Linked DNA regions of Mus musculus: regions 1 and 3 are each linked to region 2. Evidence: chromatin loops called from intact Hi-C (ENCODE). Cell type or tissue: heart. All regions are shown on one strand. Region 1 holds the start of Fbxw2 (F-box and WD-40 domain protein 2). Region 2 overlaps Phf19 (PHD finger protein 19). Region 3 holds the start of Rabepk (Rab9 effector protein with kelch motifs).

Region 1 (2,500 bases), 79 kb before region 2:
ATATAGACACACTAAAAATCATTTTTTTAAAGAACAAAAAATAAATACTCATTGTTGTTGGGAAGGTTGTCTCCTTGCCTCCCCTTTCACAACCAGTTAAAAGGTAGGCCAGGCGTGGTGATACATGCCTTTAATCCCAGCCCTCGGAGGCAGAAGCAGGCTCTGTGAGTTTGAGGCCAGTCTGGTCTACACAGAGGATTATGTGTACAGAAAAGTATTCTGTGAATATTGAGGAAGCTGATTAAATATTGCTTCAAGAGAGAACTGGAAAGAAAAGGGATGAAGTCCCTTTTAACAAAACATCTTTTTGTATTTAAAACCATGTGACTACACTATTGTAAAGATCTTTTCCTCCTTTTGCTTGTGATATTTAGAAAATTGTTTTTACTGTTCCTTTTTGTTTTGCTTTTTGTTTTATTTTGTTTTTTGAGACAGGCTTTTGCAGTGAAGCCCAGACTGGTCTCACAATTCACAAGACTGGAGTGCTGGGACTGCTGGAGTCCACAACCACCCTTGGCCTAAAAGCCATTAATTTAGAGACTAATCTTTTAAACCTTTGAAAGAATACAAATAATGTTTATAAAACACGGGCTCTGAAATTTCACTTGTTGGGTAACCATGGGCAAATCATTTCTTGTGTTTCAAGCCAAATTTCCTCACTTGTAAACTGTCGCCTGGTACTGTTTTACCTACAAGATTGTTAGGGTTAAACAGCGTTCTGTACAGTATCTGGCACACTATAAGCCTACAATAAATGCCAGTTACTGTTATAATGTAGTACTAATACTGTCATTTCTCCCCTTTTAAAAAGAAGCATCATCTCAAATACACACCTGTTTTCAAGGCATACACACAAGCATGGTGCCTTCCTACACATACTACTACGTTCTGCATTTTATAAACCACCTGTCCACATTTCATCATCTTTAATTAATTAAAGTGCTAGCCTTGGGGCATCAATGTTAACTCGTTTCGCGGCTAGGAAAAACCGAAGCACCAGAAGGCAGGAACTCTTAGCTCTAATTTTCCTGTCTAAAATTAACTCCGAGTCTCTCAGCCCGTTCGTGACTCCCTTGGTCCCCTGCTCCTGGAGCCGTGTTCCGCGCGGCACTGACCTGAGCGAGCGCCCCGGGGCCCGGGACCTCGCGCCGGGCTCACACCGACTAGGCGCGCTCGGGCCGCCAGAGCGTCGCAGCGGCCGGGTCCGCTCCACAGCCATGGCGCCTGCGGGGAAAGGGAGAAAACAGGCCGGGGCGGCGGGTCAGTAACGCCGCGGGCGCTGGGGATTCCTGTCCAGCCCGGCCCGGCCAATCGCAAATACAGACCTGGACCTACGGCCGCTGCTCTGGGTCCGCAGCCTCACAGGGGAGCGGCTTCCGGTGCTGCTGCGTCATCTCCGCGCGCCATTCCGGCGCCCAGCGTCGGGCGGAAGCGGCTCTACTTCCGTCTCTGCCCTCCAAGTACCTGGGAAAGAATGGCCCCGACTGTGGAAAAGGGCCGAACATGTGCTGTACCACCGTCTGCGCTTACACCTTATGATCCTGAGCAAGGTGGACCTCTAGATTTGCACAATGTTTATTTTCCTCATCTACTTTTTTTTTTTAACCAAGTTAGGGTAATATTTCACAGGAGAGAAAGGGCTAAGGCTCCAAATCCACATGTGACGATATTCAAACAGCCCATTGACACCTGGCACCTCCCAAACACGATTCTGACACAGCTGAACAAATCCCTAACTGCGCGAGGTCTATGTCTAGTCGTAGGAGGAAGACAGGACAAATAACAAAGTATACTGCAGGAAGCAAGGACAAAACATGGTAAGGGAGTTGGGTAGGGGCTGGGTTAAGCTCGAATCCCAGGACATACATGCACGCTGTCCAAACGTGGCCACTTAGCCACGGAGACAGCTGTTCTCCGAAGCGCTTGTTACATATCAGCTAACTAGCGTGAAGCCTTTAGTCCCCCCAGATAGAAGTGGTAAGCAAGAAGCTCTATAAATGCTGCTGTGTGAAAGCTTTGCCTGTCTGTTTGATGGGACAAGGTTTTTCTGTAACTCTGGCTGACCGGGACCTCGCTCTGTAGACCAAGCTGGTCTTGAACTCAAAGATCTGCCTGCCTCTCCCAATAGCTTGGGACTAATGAATGGTGTGCGCCATCATTGCCCAGTTTTTGGTTTGTTTGTTTTTGTTTTTCCTATTTAAAGCTTTTGTTTCCCTTGGGTTTTTTTTTTTTTTTTTTTTTTTTTTTTGGGTTTTCGAGACAGGGTTTCTCTGTGTAGCCCTGGCTGTCCTGGAGCTCACTTTGTAGACCAGGTTGGCCTCGAACTCAGAAATCCCCCTGCCTCTGCCTCCCGAGTGCTGGGATTAAAGGCGTGCGCCACCACGCCCGGCTAGGGTTTTTTTTAAGAGTTATTTATTTTATGCGTATGAGTACGCTGTAGTTGTGAGCCTTCATGTGGATGATGGGAATTGAATTTAGGACCTCTGCTCACTCCGGTCAA
Region 2 (2,500 bases):
ACTGCCTACACCGGTAGCACTGTAGCATCCGAAGGTACCACCTGGAGGCACAGAAGAGCTAGGTCAGCCATCACAGCCCATTTGACAGATGAAGTAGTTCAAATGGCAAAGTCAGAGGCTAGCTGGGCCATAAACATAGCTTCCAGACACTCTAAAACTCAGGACCGGGGGAGGAGCAGTCTGCCATCTACTGAGGGTAGATATCCTGCCTCTGTGCAGACAGCCCAAAGGAGCAGGTTTCACTGTCCTTAGAGGCCCAGGTTGGCAAGCTAGACCAGATTCTGGCCCCTCAGCAAGACAAGAATCTCCTCCACCACCAGTGGCTGATTATCAATTCCCAGCCCATGTGAGCTTTTATATAGTTCCCGATGCTCACAACCACACAAAGAAACACTAGTAAGTGAACTGTGAATCCAGGAAGGCACAGCTGGCAAAGTTCTGTGCCAGGTAATGGACATTTGTCAAGTCTAGGCTCTTAGCTGTCTCATTACTTCCACCTTTCTCAGGCGACTCCAAGAAAAGCACTCCGTCTTCTACTCTCCATTGCTATCTGTACATGTTCTCTCTGAGCCTACTTTCAGGGCCCTTCTCTTAAGACTCCTAGGTAACTCTCCTGGCTCCCCTGGGACCAGACCTGCTTTATGGCAGCTATTCTACCCCCTGGGCCCGCCTCTAAAGCTTGGCCCTCACAGACCACTCTGGGTCTCCCTCCTGAAGCCTCCTGCAAAGTGACACAGCCTCAACATTAAAATCTGCCCTCCCTAAAATGACATCGCGGATCCGCCCCTCCAGATACCGCCTCCATGGCCTGACACCTAGGCTCCACCCTTCCGACTGTCACTTTCAGGCCCGTCCTCCCTAGACCTAATACTCAGCTGGCACTCTGGATTTGCCCATCCAAGACACGCCTCCAAGGCCTGACACTAAAGCCCCGCCTCGCAGCTGTCACTCTGGGTCCACCTCTCTAGATCCCGCCTTCACAGTCTGACACTCGGACCCCGCCCCTGAGCTGTCAAATTTCTCTAGGTCCCGCCTCTACAGCGTGACACTAAGGCCCCGCCCCATGGCTCCAGGTCCGCCCCTCCAGATCCCGCCTCCAGACGCTCACACCCCACAGCCCAGCTGTCACTCCAAGTTAACCCCTCCAGAGTCTGACGCTCAGGCCCCGCCTCTAAGCTGTCACTTGGAGTGCGCCCCTCCAGGTTCCGCCTCCAGAGCCAGTTACTCAAGCCCGCCCCGCCCCTCAGGCTGTCACTCAGGCTCCGCCCCCTGAGTTGAGGTTCTCCCGGAGCCTGTCAGTCCCACCCTGCAGTCCCACGTGCCCCGCTCTGTAGCCTTACTCTCCAGGCCCGCCGCAGTAGCAGTAGCATTGCTGCTGGTTAGTGCGATGGGGCGAGTCCCAATCGAGTTCCTCCGGCTGGTAGGACAGCACCATTTTCACTGCCTGCAGCGTCTTGGCGATGGCGCCTTTCTTCAAAGCGCCACCTTTCTAGGGGGAGATAAAGTCCAGGTCACCAACCACACCTGTCAGCACATAGCTATCAGGAGAAATGCTGCCAGGGTTTGGGGAGACGCAGGCATTTTATGAGCATCAGAAAAACGAGGAACTTTTTCTTACCAATCCTAAACCCATCCTGTTCCCCTTAGAGATATTCATTAATAGCATCAGTTGTAGTAAGGACACACACACACACACACACACACACACACACACACACAGAGTCTGTGAAAGAATATATTTATCTTAACAAGAGTTAAAAAAAAAAAAAAAGAAGTAGCCGGGCGTGGTGGCACATGCCTTTAATCCCAGCACTCGGGAAGCAGAGGCAGGCGAATTTCTAAGTTCGAGGCCAGCCTGGTCTACAAAATGAGTTCCAGGACAGCTAGGGCTATACAGAGAAACCCTGTCTCGAAAAACCAAAAAACAAACAAACAAACAAAAAACCCAAAAACAAACAACAAAACAAAACAAAACAACAACAACAAAAAACAAAACCAACCAACCAACCAACCAAACAAAAGAAGTAATAAAAATAATACCACGTGTTAGGGGCAGGTACATATCATTGTCTTTTAATAGCACATGGCCCTTTATTGGGGACCTCCTACTGACACAAAACTGTCCATTTTATGGTTGGGGAAACTTGAGGTTTAGAGAGATTCTGAAATCTGGTCTAAGACAGTGAGCACCCTGTGTCTCCATGGACCAAGTGAAGCCCTTCTGCCTAGAGTACAGCATCAGCAATGAAGTCTCAGGCCTGAGTCTCTGGGGCTCTGGTCTGGCCAGTCGGAAGGCAAGGGCTGGGGGTGGGGGGTGGGACTGGGGGTGGGGGTAGGGAGGTGCTCACCCTCACAGCCAGTGCGAAAATGCAGCGTCGGCAGAACCAATGAGTGAGGAGGGGCCAGTTGGCATCAACTGCGATGGGGATGTGGCACTGTTGGTGGTAACCTGGGGTGAAGGTGGGGATTGCGAATCACTCACTCACAAGGGAACAGTGGC
Region 3 (2,500 bases), 110 kb before region 2:
AATTTCAAAGGTTATTTAAAGAGATTACCCCTTTCCAGTCTCTCAAGTTACTGCTCCTGCCTCAGGGATTAGCAATATACATCACATACACCCTCGGCAGGAAGGCTTAATCAGGACTTGGGTTTAGACCACAATATATATGACTGTATCCATTTAACCACCATATTACAGGAGTCATTCTGAACGTAATTATCTTTTCTTTTAAACTCATTACTCATTTAGAGACACGGTCTTATGTACCTTAGGCTAGCCCCCACTCATTATGTAGCCAAGGATGACCCTGAACTTCTGCTTCTCTTGCTGCCACCTCCCAAAAGCTGGAATTACAGGCAAACACCACCATACCTTTTTATGCCTTCTGGAGATCAAACCCAGGGCTAAGTTCTCGATAGGCAGGCAGTCTACCAATTGAACTACACCCTTACATCCCTGAATGTAACTATCTATTTAAAAGTCTGTAATCGGCCAGGCATGGTGGTGCACTACATGGCACTAGAGAGGCTTGAGGCAGCAGAGGCCAGCTTGAGCTACACAGTGAGACTTGTCTCAAAATAAAAGTAACAGAAAAGTATCGAAACTAGATTCCAAAATGTTAGCATGTCCGGCCTTCTGATTCATTCCGATAACTTACCAATGGACCTGCAGAGTGTAGAAGTGAAGGACAAACGAATGAAGAAAGGGAATTAAAGGAGAGTTGGGCCGATGAGGCCCACAAGCGGGCTAGGCTAATGACCACAGGGTCAGCCCAGAGCTTAGAGGGGCCGGCGTGGCGGGGACTCTCCTAGCCACCTCCTTTGCGTCCCCTCTGCCGGCCACATCTCCGCGCGAAAGAAGTCGGGGTCAGGGAGAAATGGCTGCCAGCTTTCCCCAAAACTGACCGGCCGGAGACCATGGGTACTACCCCTCCCACCCAGTTCAAGCCTACTGCCTTAAGAGACCTCCAGCCCAGCACCTATTACCTGCCGCAGCCCCCGCATGTCCTGGACGTGGCTCCACCCATGGGGCGGAGCTTAGGAGCCCGTCCTCTTCCCCAGTCCCGGAAGCGCGTCCAGGCCAACCGCTCTACGCCTCCGGGTCTCCGGGACTACGCGCCAAACTTAGTCAGGGCCTCCCGGAACTCTGCGTACTGGTTGGCATCCGGTCCATAACTCCAATTTCGGGTCCCGACGGAGTTTGTTACAGCAGTCCTTAGTAGTGACTTCTGAAGGGGAAGGATGGGTTGGAACTCACGTAAGCCAGGCTGACCTTGAATTCTGCTTCAGGCTCCCGAGTGAGATTTCCTGCATGCCATAGGATGCTAGGTTTTGCCTGTGCAGGTTTGAGGTTGGTTCAAACTGTGGATCCTAAAGCGGGTTATTTCCATAATCGCTGTTTGTGGTTACAGCACGTTCCAGACCACAGGCCCTGGGCTTTCCGGGAGCTCACAGGCTGAGCAGAGAGATTAAACACGAAGGACAACTAGGAGGTCCTATTGTAAACGCTGAAGAATAAAAAGTTCATTGACACTGTATGTTCTTGGGGAAAGTTATTAATACTTTTGGTGTCTTCTCTCAGCGACACACAAATTTTAAGATTTCCATAGAGGTTGTAGTCGGGAATTTTTATGGAGGCCCAGAGCTGGTCCTTTGTAAAAGCCGTGATTATTTTTATCTAGACACAAACTACCTCTGTTGACAGCTTCATCTGCATCCTCTCTGATCTATGTCCTAGCTATAGGTGCCCCGTGACTTTCCTAAAACAAAGATAGCTCGCCTATGTGCCTATGTGTGAACAGAGTACCATACTCTGAGCTCACTAACTTCCCTCAGAACTCAAGACAGCCTAGAAACAGAAGTAGTGTGTCTTTAGTGGGAGAGGGAAGACAGACTGGCTTCAAACAAGCTCCCGCACTAAATGGGAAATGTCTGACGAGTCTGCTCCTCTCTGAACCCTAGTTTACTCATAGATAGAATGGGAATAGCAATATCGGAACACAGCTGTCTAGAGAATTTACTAGTGCAAGTAAAAGAAAAACTTGGGTTTTAATTTTGAGACAGGGTCTCATGCAGTCCAGGCTTGCCTCCCATCTCACTGTATACCTGAGGATGGTCTTGAACTCCTGATTCTGCTGCCTCCACCATACAAATGCTGTGATTTACAGAAAAGATTTACAATGCTCCCACTCCAATTTATTTATTTAGTTACTTGAAAATATAACCAAAATTCATGGACAAAGTAAAATTGGGCTACAGCTCTCTTCACAACTTTGCCATTATATTTCCAATACCTGAGTCTTTGTGATTGCCTGTAATTATCAGAAAGCTCCCATAGACTGCCAAAGAATTTAGAGGTATGCACTCACTCTGCTTTCTTTTTTTTTTTTTTTTAAGATTTATTTATTATATGTAAGTACACTGTAGCTGTCTTCAGGCACACCAGAAGAGGGTGTCAGATCTCATTACGGGTGGTTGTGAGCCACCATATGGTTGCTGGGATTTGAACTTGGGACCTTCGGAAGAGC

The links. Peaks named below come from ENCODE experiments on the same cell type or tissue, not always from the same donor. Only the 100,000 strongest peaks of a DNase experiment are listed, where the experiment ranks them.
Region 1: a loop joins it to region 2, with 2.2 times the contacts of the local background. A loop is called at or near these places in 4 of 42 quality-filtered maps.
Region 3: it touches region 2 in a loop (2.2-fold over the local background); 5 of 42 quality-filtered maps call a loop at or near these places.

Annotation. Positions count from the first base shown.
Region 1 is chr2:34,824,847-34,827,346 of GRCm38, forward strand. Fbxw2 (F-box and WD-40 domain protein 2) reads right to left here and starts at 1,389. Exons shown (of 8, transcript NM_013890.4): 1 at 1,326-1,389; 2 at 1,116-1,224. It also overlaps a transcript of Gm34653 not described here. In heart, no CTCF peak of the experiment used is centred here; a DNase peak (open chromatin) is centred at 1,395; H3K4me3 peaks cover 1,883 bases; H3K27ac peaks cover 1,343 bases.
Region 2 is chr2:34,904,110-34,906,609 of GRCm38, forward strand. It overlaps Phf19 (PHD finger protein 19), which reads right to left. Exons shown (of 15, transcript NM_028716.4): 5 at 2,349-2,449; 6 at 1,341-1,489; 7 at 1-41. Among named protein-coding and RNA genes, the nearest start is that of Phf19, 8.6 kb to the right of the region's middle. In heart, no CTCF peak of the experiment used is centred here; DNase peaks (open chromatin) are centred at 82 and 1,092; H3K4me3 peaks cover 1,372 bases; H3K27ac peaks cover 1,410 bases.
Region 3 is chr2:34,798,792-34,801,291 of GRCm38, forward strand. Rabepk (Rab9 effector protein with kelch motifs) reads right to left here and starts at 1,121. Exons shown (of 8, transcript NM_145522.4): 1 at 960-1,121. The coding sequence starts at 977. In heart, no CTCF peak of the experiment used is centred here; a DNase peak (open chromatin) is centred at 990; H3K4me3 peaks cover 1,743 bases; H3K27ac peaks cover 1,602 bases.